Linked DNA regions of Homo sapiens: all the other regions are linked to region 1. The links are chromatin contacts, found by Hi-C or POLR2A ChIA-PET in ENCODE. All regions are on one chromosome and are shown on one strand. Each heading gives the region's core, a stretch centred on a gene start or an enhancer-like site at or near the end of the contact. The rest is flanking DNA. Distances are from core to core; before and after follow the strand shown.

Region 1 (3,946 bases), core at 739-3,238:
CTAAATCAAAATTCAGAAAAGTTCTATTTCAGTTAGCTGTTTCAGGAGTTAATTTAATGCTGTATAAAACAGACACACACATACACCCACCTAACAAAAAATAGAAGGTTCAGAATGTGTAAATACAAAAACCAAACCCTCCGGCCCTCAAATTTCTCACTGCTTCTGACTGTGCAGAGCCCCCGCAATTGATTTGTAATGACCCTGTTCTCAAACCCTCCTCTTCCTGGGCTCCTGCCGACTGGAGGCATCAAGAGGAGAGACCACCTCGTCCCTTTCTAATGCTTGACAAAGTCCCCCATCACAACTGAGAAGGAATTCTTGATGCAAGCAGGAAGGTGGGAATTAAAACCCCACTGATATAAAAAGCTACTGGCACAGCGGCTTGCCATTTAGAAGACACTATTTAGGATTTTACAGAAATTAATCGCATTAAATAGGAACAAAATACAAGTGATTTTCATTTATTATTTCAAAAATATGTTACAACGCTGAGAGTCCCCCACTTAAAAATTACTCCTGAGAAAGGCAGCTGGATTTTGATAAATGTCCCTTCCCAAATTGATGCCACCTACACCCTGGACCCTCCTGCTGGTCCAGTATGGTCCCTGGAGCCACAGAGCCCCCACCCTGTTCTCTTGCTGCTCAAATGACCCTTCTAGCCCTGCATGGCCCCTCCACACTCCTTCCCCACTTCTTGGCTTTATATTTTGTTTTTTTTTTTAAACCTCTCCCCGGCCCACCACAAATACACCTCAAAGATATTTCGGTAATACACATTATATAAGAATAAACATTTATCAGGCACCTACTATGTGTCCATTGCACGTCTATCTACTAGAGAGAGGTCAACCCATTCAGTAACCAGTACAATCATCTGAGGCTTGCAGGGTGGTGGCTGAAGATAGAATGTTCAGCGGCCAAACTGCTGAGTAGGATTTTATCAAGGCTTGCTGACCACATCTGACGTGGCCCCAGTGCTGTCTAGAAGGCGCCATCCAACTCTAAGAGTCTATGATTACTGCTCCCGGTTTTTTTTTTTTTTTTTTTTTTTTTTTTTTCAGTTTATTGGGGTATAATTGACAAATAGAACTGCTGCCATTTTTAAGAATGCAAAATTTATAGGTGCCCATGTTGCTGGGAAAGAAACTTTTCTCTTTGACACGCCCTCATATTTCCCATTAAAGGAGGACAGCTCAGATTATTAATTCTGGGTAAAAGTGTGCCTCCTCAACACAGTCCCCTCATCTTACTCCACCAAACCGAGGGGCACCCTCACCCCTCATTACTGAACTCGAGATGCCACCCAATGCCGAAATCAAGCTAGAGGGCTAAATCCCGCCAGTGTAGAAATGCAATTTCCTCCAGTTTGCTTTGATAATTGCAGTTTCCTCTATGAAAGTCCGTCATTAAAGCCCACTCCAAGGAAGTTCCCATAGACAAAACCCCAGCGACCAGACCTGGCAGAACGGGAGTCAGCTCGATCTGCTCCGAGACCCTACAGAAGAAAAGGCGGGTCTGGAAGAGCTCTTGGGAAAGAAAGGGGATTTCCTGTCCCTGGTCCTGGATCTAGATCCGGACCCACTTGAGAAGCTCGGGAGGTCTCTCGCGGGCGCGGCGACCCCAAGGAGCGCAGATTCCCAGAGTCGCGGGGTGGAGAGGGGCTGCGGGGCGAGGACTGCCCCGGGAATTCCACACAGAGCCTCTTTCTCTTGCTTCCCTCCGTGCCCCACTCTTACTCCTCCTCCCGACGCCCCCTCCCGGGGAGGGTGGGACCCAAGTGCCGGGGAATTGGGGGTTGGGGGTCGGCGCGTGCAGTGCGGTGGCGGGGAGGGAAGCCGGCGCCTGGAAGCCTACCGTCTTTTGCTTCTTGATCCCCGACATGCTGGCTGGCTGCGGCGGAGCCCGGGTCCCGGGAGCAGAGACCGAAGGACGCAGGGACGGCGGCGGCGGCGGCGGCAGCAGCAGCAGCAGCAGCAGCAGCGGCTGCCGGACTCCCGGGAAGGAGGTATAAAAAGGCTCCGCAGACACGTCGCACTTCCCTTGACCAGCCCCCTTCTCCTACTCCTCCTCCCGCCACGCTCCTCTCCGCCCCGTCGGTTCCGCAAGCAGCGCCCAGCCTTGGGGACCCGGCCGCCGCCGCCTAGGCGGGGTCCCCGGCCCGGCCCCTACTCGCGGGCGCGCGCTCCGCCAGCCCCGGTCCCGGGCGAGACCTTGCAGCGGAGCGGCAGATGGCACGCCCGGCACGCGGCCTGGGGTCAAGTTCACCCCGCCCGCCCCACCCCCAGAGGGTCCCAGAGCGTCCTCCACTCCCCTCACCAGCCTCCCGCGCCTCTTCAAGGAAGTCTTCCTGCCTCTAGGACCTAAGAGCTTATTTGGTTAAGGGCAAGGATGCTTGAAGCCGCCAGGTTTGTTGGCAGGATCCTCATATGCAGTAGTAAAAACGAAGGTTCACACTCATGGATCCTTACAATGCACTCCGCTGGGCTCTGCCTTAATTCTCATGGGCCCCCTCCATCCTGCCCCGACCCCGGGCAGCAAGTCCTACTATCTTCCAGTTTTACAAACGAGCAATTGAGGCTTTCAGACTTTGCCAAGATTATATTCCAAATGAGGGGATTCAAACCCAGGCTGACAGCCTCCTCAGTGCAGGCTTTCTTCACCAGCATCATCACACATGGTGATAACTCCCAAGGTTCACAGCTTGTCTGTTCACTATGCATCGTGCTGAGGGGCTTCCATGCACTTCCTCCATTCCCGCTCACAACAGTATCGTCAGGTTACAGGTATGGGCCTGTGGAGGCACGGCCCCTCCTCACAACGACAAGCAAGTGGCAATGGCCAATGGAAGCCCAGCAACTTGTTTCAGTCCACCCCCAAAGTAGCACTTCTGTTCCACTGGAATGGGCCCTGAGGAGGAGGAAAAGGAGGCACAAGATGAGCAGGCTTAGGCCTAGGGCGCCAAGATTTTACCAGAAGGCAGTATGGGGCAACCCTCTGAACGAACCCAAAGGCAGTATGGGGCAACCCTCTGAACGAACCCAAATGTCAAGGCCAAGTAGAGGTGAGGGAGAGAAGCTCTAGTGACAAGCACTTTGGGGGCAGTCACTGGGTCTCACACCCCTTGTACCTTAACTGACTCCTTGTGTAATGCTACAAACGGATGGATATGACCATACTCTCAAAAGAAGTAACGTAACACACAAGGGCCACACTTCTCATTCCCACTCTAGTGTTCCTGCTGTGAAAGAGTTGGAGTAATATTCTATGGAGGTGAGGGATGGGACTTTTCTTTCATACCTAATTGTATTTCTGGAAGACTGCCAGCTTTCCAGACAGACACTTGATCTGAGTATTCATTGACTGCCCTTCGCCGTGGGAAGGTGGGAAAGAAAAATAAATCAGGAGTCAGAAACGTAAAAGGCAGCCTGCATGTCTGTACAGTCTAGAGTTGTAAGCTGATTTATTTTCTTACTCATTTTGAGTAAACTGCCACCACTGCCTTCCAATGTAAGCAGCTAGGGGCAAATACTGAGTTTGAGTTTCTGTTCTGCATACAAACTAGCACATTTTAAATGTATATGAAGTTTAAATAGCAACATCCTATTCTTATTTCATTGGAAAAATCCTTTTATATTAGTTTCCACCATATCTTAGACTCTGCCAGATCTTGCCCTAAGAAAAGGTAAAGTAAATGTGAATTGAAAAATAGCAATTTGCGGCCTGGCACGGTGGCTCATGCCTGTAATCCCAGCACTTTGGGAGGCCGAGGCAGTCAGATCACCTGGTATCAGGAGTTCGAGACTAGACTGACCAACATGATGAAACCCTGTCTCTAATAAAAATACAAAATTAGCCAGATGTGATGGCATATGCCTGTAATCCCGGCTACTTGGGAGGCTGAGGCAGGAGAATCGCTTGAACCCGGGAGGCAGAGATTGCAGTG
Region 2 (3,946 bases), core at 398-2,897, 690 kb after region 1:
TGCATATTGTGTGTGTGTGTGTGTGTGTGTGTGTGTGTCGGCACACCCAAGGCCGCTGAGACCTGACGTTTGGAAGAGCAATAGGCAAGGGTGATTTATGGAGAGTATGCCAGGCAGAAAATGCCGCAGGTGTGAAGATACCGAGGCAGCAGGAGCATGATGGGAAGGTCAAGGTGGCTGAGATGGAAGGGAGGGGGTGTTGTGGGAACAGGCTGGAGGTCTGGGAGGCTCTGCCCTCATCAGCAGGTGGGCTTTTCCTTAGACTTGTTCCTCAGACTTGTTCCTCCTGTGGTTCCAAGTGGCTGGTTCTAGGGTTCCTTTCCAGCCACAAGGTGTCCAGAGGAAGATGAAGGGCGGCTTTTTTTTTTTTTTCTGAGACAGGGTCTCACTCTGTTGCCCAGACTGAGTGCAGCGGTCCTCGACCTCCCGGTCTCAAGTCATTCTCCCGCCTCAGCCTCCCAAAGTGCTGGGATTACAGGCTGAGCCACCATGCCCCGCCTTCAAGACAAGAAAAGCCTTTTCTAGAAGACTCCTGGCCTCAGGCCTGATCTCTCTCCTTGGCCGCACCTGGGTCGCACTTAAGGCGATCACTCACAAGGAGAACAAGTGAAAAGTCCCTTGGGATTCATCCCTGAGTCATAGGGGAATGATGCACACCAGAAGGATGCTGGGCTCTGCCAGTCCAGCCCCACCAGCCTCCTGGAGTGGCCCTGAGGCCGGCTCTCCAGACCCTAGGACCTGCTCCTGGAGGCAGGGGCTCCTGGAAGCGCCCCTGACACTGCTCCGGGTGTCTCTTCAAGGACTTTCCCACATTCTACAAAGAAACCTTTTGGGGACAGTCAGCAACATGTAACCGATAGTGGAACCAGGGCAGCCCTGGGTTAAGGGTGGTAGACACGTGCCCCGCGAGGGAGATCTCAGACTGGAGAAGGGAACGGCCTCCTAGGCAGACCTGTACTGCAGCATCTGGACTGGCAGCCAGGTTGGGGACTTCGTCCCCTGCTGGGAGGCCGGGGAAGGCAGGGAGCGCGCCTTGAGTCCGCTGACTAAATCGCCTCAGAACTGGGAAGCACCGCGTAGTCGGTACCTTTCAACAGAAACGCAGAGGCCACTGGCGCGCAGGAGGAGGCGACTGCAGGTGGAGGTAGTACCGGGGTAAAGACATGGAGCGGGTGGACGGGAACCGCTAGGGGCCCGCTGGGGCGTGAGGGGCGCGGGGAGGAAAGGGCCGCAGCAGCCCACGCCCCGCGCCAGGGCCAGGCCTCATCCGGCGCTCAACCAGTGCCACGTTGAGTCACCTACTGGCAAGGCATACACCGTACCGGGGCCACACGCGTGGACACGTGCCGGGGGGGTGCTGGGAACACCAGTCCATCCGGAACCCACTAGACAAAACCTTCCAGGGCCGGAGGTTACCGGTTTGTCCCGAAAGGAAGTGGTGTGGAAGGGAGGGGTCTCCCGCACGCGAGCGCGCACGTGCATGCCCCCCCCACAACCGTGCTTCGTTCTCACGTGCACGGCCCCGTGCCCCGAAGCCCCTCCCCGGGGAGTGGCGGGGCGGGACCCCGCCGGGCGGCAGCGCCCCACTCAACAAAGCTTCCCGCGGGCCCTGCCCCATGACTCACCGCTGGGTGGGGCGGGCACGCAGGCAACCCGCGGGCCGAGACGGGGTAGTGAGGGCCGGAAGCCCGGCTCCCGACTCCGCTTCGTCCCCACAACCTCCGGCCGCCTGAAGTCCTGAGGGGCCGTGGCCCTGGGTCGTCTCCCCTGTTCCCAGCCTCCAGTCGCAGCTGGCGGAGAGAAGTTCCCGAGGCCCCCCCGACTTGCAAGGTCCCTTGCCCCGCCCAGAGCTGAGCCTTCCGAGGATCTGAGGACCGAGTCCAGCCCAGCTCCCAGGAGGGGCCGGGATCCTGGGGCAGGGAATAAGGGGCAGGGGCTGGCTCTAAAGTCGGGCGGGAGAGGGGCACTAACCGAGATGGGGGCTGAGCCTCCGGTCTGGGAGCTTCGGGAGGCGCGTGGCGGGATGGAAAACATTCCTGAGACCGTTGGATTGGATTTCCGAATTTGGGAGGCTAGGACTCCGGCTACGGTGGCTCTGCTCTTGGGATGAGAGGACTGGGCCCAGCTTGCGAGGAATCATGAAGTGGACACAGGGTGGGAACGTGAATTTTAATGAGGGGGCAGACCGAGGAGGTGGTGGCTGCCCGGAGATCAGGGCCAGGCTGTGCTAGATGGCGCCTGGAAGGGGGGTCACCCAAGTCTCCCTGCTGTCATTTCAGGAGGCCGACCCAAGTCTCCCTGCTGTCATTTCAGGAGGCCGAATTTTTTCCCAATCCCAGAGAAGGTGTCAGAGGCCTGGTTAGCAGTCTTGTCGATGGTTTCCTGGGTGGTCTTGGCCAGCTGGTCCATGGCTGGGGAAGGGCGGGAGAGAGGGCAGGTCAGGCAGGGCCCGGGAACCACAGTGCCTGTAGGCTTAGCCTGGCCTGGGTCTCCCGGGGGACCTGCTTGGGGCATTGTGGACAGAGGGCTCTGCAGAGGAGAGGATGTGCCTGGGCCCCAGCCGGGATGGGGCGGGGAGTGGGAGGTGTGCTGGGGTTGCCCGCCTCCCTCCAGCCCCACCAGACCTTTCTGCCCCGCCTCTGTGGCCTGGTCCACCACTTGCTGAGCTGCCGCTCCGGCCGCTGACACTGGAACAGAGAGATGTGGCTTTTAGCCCCTGTTGAGGCACCACCGACTACAGGTGCCCCACCATTGCCATGCCTCTGTGTCCTCCAGAGTATTCGGTGGTACAGGTCCAAGGGATGGATGCCATGGAGATAAAGTCCCTGGCCCAGGGCCCCCCAGCCCGAGGGGCAGGAGACCTTTCCATGCCTCTGGGATGTTTTTGTTTATTTCTAACTCTGAGCTCCTTCTCTGTGGGGGAGGAGCTTCCCTTTCCATCTCCAGGGCTACTGAGAAAATGTTGGACAGAGGAAGGAAGGCAGGGCAGGGCCAGGCTGCAGCTAGCATCTGGACTGTTGGCTAATGCTGGTGATGGCGCAGAAGACCCTTGCCCCCTTTTACAGCTTCTCCCCTAGAAGCCTGGCCCAGATGCCTGAATTCCCACCTTTCATGCACTTAGCCCTGGGGCTTGCAGTTTTGCCAGGTCCTTACTGCCTCCTCCCTCCTGTGGCCTGCCCGGAGGGGCACACAAGCAAAGCCAGTGCCTCTGTGGACAGGCAGCTTAAGACATTAGGAGACAAATGAAGGAAGGAGGCAAAACTTCCAAGGCCGGACTATCTCCTCTGGACCAGAGTTTCGGCCTGCTGGGAATGGAGTCACCAGCCCCGGGGGGGCTGACAGGTGGCTCCCGCCTACAGAGCTGTAACTCATCCCTGCTGCTGAACAGGAAAGGGCCTGCCTTACCCAGATCCCATCCTCCGGAAAGGGTTAGTCAGGCAAGTGTGCTGAGAGGCCCCTGGGAACCTCGTCTCGATTAACCCATCAGAAAGCAGCCCATCCTTTGCACCCAGCTCTCAGATGGAAAAGTGAAGCCCAGAAGGAAGGGACCTGACACGGAGGCTTCCTTGGTAGCATTTCAGTCTCAAGGGAAGAACTGTGGGCCTCCCCTGGAGCACTGGTGAAGTAAGGGGTTGGTTTGGATATTGTCTCCTGACTGGGATATGGGCAGGACTGACAGGGAGCTGGAGTCCTAACGAAGCCTGGGCTAGGTGCAGGAAGAACCAACCCAGTGGTCTCCTGACATCTCCCACGCCCCCACCGCAGCTGGGTCACCTCCAGAATACGGAGGAGAGAGCTGGAGGTGGAGGAACTAAGGACCTTCTTTGCCAGGTGGGGACTTAAAGGTAAGGCGACGATTACTTTTCGGCGATGGGGGTGGGATGGAAACAAAGCCCTTTGAGGTCTGGGGCAGCCTCTGGTGGCGCGCGCGGGTTTAAGTGGTGGC
Region 3 (3,946 bases), core at 1,078-3,577, 610 kb before region 1:
TGTGAATGTACTTAATGCCACAGAACTGCACATTTAAATGTGGTTAAAATCATCACTTTTATGTTATGTATATTTACCACAATAAATAAAGAAGTTGATATTTCTTATACTTACAAAGAGGAGAAGGGCATTTGCAAATCAACAAGAAGTGTGAGGCCCCTCTCTCTAGCAGAAAAATAGACTAAATCTATTTCTTTATCTTTTAACATCCTGTTTAAGGGAAATGCCAAAACAAATGGGAAAAAATACACACACACAAATATATATGAACATGTTTTGCCTCATGAGTAATCAAAATGTGTACATATGTATGTTTATGTATGTGTGTTTATATTTAAAATCGTGTTCTGCCTTATGAGTAAACAAAAAGTATACAAATTAAAAACTATAATGAAACGTAATTTTTTAACCTATCAATTTGGCATTTTTTTTTGAATGACTAAATTCTAATCAGGGATTAAAATGACTGGTACAAGTGAAAACTTTCACATCCTGTTCGCATAGTAAGTGGCAATATGTATCAAGTGTTTTTTAAAGCATGTTTTCTAACTCAATAAATTTCATCTAGGAGTCTGGCTTAAAGAAATAATCCAGGATGCAGACGATGGTTTATTTGCAATATGTTTATTTAAGCATTAGTTATGATAGTGGAAAACTGGAAATAACCTAAATCAACACTAACAGGAAATGGCTGAATAAATTCTAATAGATCAAAACAGTGGAATTTAATGCAGTCATTTTAAAATGTGGGTTTAAAGCAAATTTTTCTATCTGGGATATTTTTTGTGATATAATGTTAAGAGAAAACCCACAATATGTAATGCTAAGTCAAGAATACAGGATGCTTGTCATTTCTAAAAAACATCAAGTGAGTATAACATGCATTTATGTGTGTACATATATTAAGACCAAAAGAAATATTCAATGTCTTCAAGGTGGTGGGATTTTAAAAAATTTTCATTTCTTTCTTTATATTTTTTCTGTATTTTCACAATGAGCAGTCAGGCAGCCAATTGGCCTTGTGTTGAGGTGCTCCAGAGGGCAGAACCAAGACTAGCAGCAGTAGGAAAGTGATTGAAGCTAATATCAGTAAGAAATTTCCAATAAGCAGAGCTTTTCAATGTGGAGCAGACCTCTGGGAGTTTCTTTCTGCCAGCCCAAAATGTTTCCAGCAGAGGCTGGGTGACCACCATCCACAGTGATCCACAGTGGGGAGAGGTCACAAGAACAGTGCATCCCAACCCTGGCTGGGCCACAGCATCACCCGAGGGAGGATAGAATGCAGATTCCTGGGCCATGAACCCTATCTACCTGGATTGAAACTCCAGGGCTGGGGTCTAGGGATATGTATTTGCCTTAAACTTCCCCAAGGAATTCTAAAGCAGCGAGACAAAGTTTCTACACCTGAGAATCCCTAGATTAGAGACTTTCAAGGCAGCTTCCAACTTGGAGATTCAAAGCAATTTTGCAATTCAAAGGTCTAGAGACTATTTGAGTATCTATCTTAAAAAAACGAAGACAACAGTATAGATGCAAAGGGAGGCACGGCTGGGGTTGAAGGATGGAATCATTTGAAGATCAATACTTTTTCATTCATTTATTTATTCAACCACCAATGACCAAGAGCCTGTGCTGTACCAAGTTCTTCATGTAAAGCACTTGGGATATGTTAGGGATCAAAACCGTTTCCTGCCCTCATAATGGTCACATTTAGGTCAGGTTAACATAAAACGTAGATTCTTGGGCCCAGGAATGACTGAATTAGAATCCCTGGAGAGGGACCCAAGAATCCATATTCTATAAATGTTCCCAAGGTGCTGCCTGTATACACTAATGCAATGTTGTTTTTCAAAATATGGGCTTTGACTCATAAGTGGTTTGTTATAGTAATTTAGTGAGTCAAGAAGCTTTTTTAAAAAATTAAAATAACAGAAAAAAGAACAGGAAAAGGAAAGGAAAATTAGAATGCTGACACATGGAAACAGTAACTTGTTTCATAAAGCTTCTGTTTCTGTGCCCTGGGCCACAATGTAAACTGGGTTTCAGATGGAAAACCATTGCTAGAAAATATGATATATAAAATACATCACTGCTCTAGTCCTCTCTAACCCCTGCACGCAACAGTTCTGTTTTAGTCCAAATCTGGAGGTGAGATGCTGGGGCACACTGACCACCTTGAGGAGGGACAGGCTGTTCTGGGAATTTGACTCACTGGGAATATCCCTGCTATAATGCCACTTCCTTTTTCTTTTGGATTGAGCCTAGGGCTGCACTCTTGCACAGATGGTAAAGTCTCCAGCACATGTTGCATCATTTTCTCTGGTAGACATGACAGAGCACTGCACACTATCTGTCCTGGCCTTCGTGGCAGAGTTAGAGCCGCATACAGAAACGAACTCCTGGGACCCATTGCTTCCATTTGCTAGGCTGCTTTTTAGGGGAACAAGAGAGCAGGTCTTATACAACCAATTTTCCAGGCCAAGTCCTGGGTATTTGATTTGGGCCCTTCATATCAGGTCAAAACCATATGCAACCCATACTTGGCAACCAAGATGAAAGATACCAATTGTTTTAAATAAAAATGAAACCGGACGGGGTGAACAAACCCACATAAGACAAGCTGAAAAGTCCTCCCAGGCTCTCTGAGAACCCAAGAGCCTGCTGTGCTGAGCAGACCAGGGATGTTCCTGTGGTTTACTTGTTTGCTGTCACGGAAGTTTTGCTGTCACTAAGAAGAAAAATCCAAAGGCTAATTCAGCATAAATGGTCCCCTTGGCTGCACTGAGGGCAGTCACAGGTGAGTCATAAACAGTGTTGAAAAGTAGAGATCCACCCTAGAGGCCTGAGACATGCTGCTTTTATCTCCAGCTCAGAGCAAGAAAAATGTCTCAGAAGGAACTGAAAATGGAATTACTCAAACTGAAAACTGCTGTCCTCACCAGGAGGATTCCTTTCCTGACCCAAGTCTGGGAAGTGCCACTGGTAAACCCCCAGAAATGAATTTGCTCATCAGTGAAGGACAGAGCTAGATATTCTCAGATGTACCCAGTGACATTTTCGCAGCATTAGAAGCCAAGCCTCCTTCACCTCAAACCAAATCACTGAAATGCTTGATTCTGTGCAGCTGTGGTAGAAATGCCCTGTATCAAAGGCAGGCTCCAGTACCACAAGCCAAAGATAAATAACAGAGGAAATGATCAAGACCATGACCTCTTGATGACCCCCTGGAGCTAAATCTTTGCTAGACCTCAGAATATCAAACAGGCCACCAGCCCGCCAAGAGCAGTTCATGAACAGTGTGGAAGCCACCTCAGCCTGCGAGAGCCTGGCTCTCTAGAAACTTGAGACATCCCAAAGGAATTTCTTGTTTTATCCTCCCAAACAGGGGTTTGTTAATTCTTTCTTCAAGTGAAGAAACCCTTTCCAAATAAACGTACCCAGAAAAGGTATTTTCCATTTACTTGGAAGTTGGGGTTGTATGTATCTCTTGTCCGGTGGTGAACTATTAGTATTTTGAAAAGTGTGTTCTCCCACCAACTAGCAAAAAAAATGAAACAGAAATACAAGGGCCTTCTCCTACTGGAGATTTTGATTATAGATTCAAACAGGCAAACATTATGGAGTGTTTACTATTGGACAAGTATTGAGCTAAGTTCTCAGAGGATCCTGAGTGGAACCAGACTCAAGTTGCTCACAGAGGGAAACAGTGGGCAGCTGAAACTTAGGTTTCTTTCTCAAATCAGTGTCATAGCACCTGAAGGAAACTCTGGGCCACCACTTCGAGTTTAGGAACCCCTGAGGCACAAGACAGCAACTGAGGCTGAAGGGACCCAGTATCTAACAAGCAAGACTTGTCCCCTAAATTGCCTTTGGAGTGCCTGGCCTGAAGACTGAGGCAAGCCAGCTAAATCCTCAGAATAAAAGATGTGGAGAGCAGCCAGGAGAC

What was found. A loop is a pair of places that touch in the nucleus more often than their neighbours do. ChIA-PET counts read pairs that join two places held with the same protein, here RNA polymerase II (POLR2A). Pooled maps may share reads with other maps.
Region 2: a map of endothelial cell of umbilical vein shows a loop between it and region 1 (6-fold over the local background). The contact joins the promoter of ADIRF-AS1 here to the promoter of PAPSS2 in region 1. A Hi-C loop is called at or near these places in 1 of 168 maps with a recorded cell type or tissue (endothelial cell of umbilical vein). POLR2A ChIA-PET finds 5 or more read pairs at or near these places in 1 of 52 experiments (PC-9).
Region 3: a loop to region 1 is called in a map with no recorded cell type, with 2.5 times the contacts of the local background. The contact joins the enhancer-like site here to the promoter of PAPSS2 in region 1. A Hi-C loop is called at or near these places in 2 of 37 single-sample maps with no recorded cell type and 4 of 50 pooled maps. POLR2A ChIA-PET finds 5 or more read pairs at or near these places in 1 of 52 experiments (AG04449).

The regions. Positions count from the first base shown.
Region 1 is chr10:87,657,920-87,661,865 of GRCh38, reverse strand. It overlaps PAPSS2 (3'-phosphoadenosine 5'-phosphosulfate synthase 2), which reads right to left and starts at 1,988. Exons shown (of 13, transcript NM_001015880.2): 1 at 1,858-1,988. The coding sequence starts at 1,884. RefSeq lists a silencer at 2,001-2,240.
Region 2 is chr10:86,968,941-86,972,886 of GRCh38, reverse strand. ADIRF-AS1 (ADIRF antisense RNA 1) reads left to right here and starts at 1,647. Exons shown (of 2, transcript NR_170185.1): 1 at 1,647-3,845. It overlaps ADIRF (adipogenesis regulatory factor), which reads right to left. Exons shown (of 3, transcript NM_006829.3): 2 at 2,625-2,687; 3 at 1,972-2,411. The coding sequence ends at 2,305. It overlaps LOC124902474, which reads right to left and starts at 1,482. Exons shown (of 3, transcript XM_047426123.1): 1 at 1,323-1,482. The coding sequence starts at 1,482. It overlaps AGAP11 (ArfGAP with GTPase domain, ankyrin repeat and PH domain 11), which reads right to left and starts at 2,551. Exons shown (of 11, transcript NR_171046.1): 1 at 1,972-2,551. RefSeq lists silencers at 1,170-1,719, 3,301-3,595 and enhancers at 918-2,117, 1,954-2,705, 2,706-3,459.
Region 3 is chr10:88,270,317-88,274,262 of GRCh38, reverse strand. All of the region lies in intron 1 of LOC101929727 (a long non-coding RNA gene), which reads right to left. It also overlaps a transcript of RNLS not described here. Among named protein-coding and RNA genes, the nearest start is that of RNLS, 310 kb to the left of the region's middle. RefSeq lists an enhancer at 2,613-2,662. Within about 2 kb of position 2,327, at least 7 of the 41 ENCODE cell types and tissues checked have a DNase peak (open chromatin) inside an H3K27ac peak, as active enhancers do.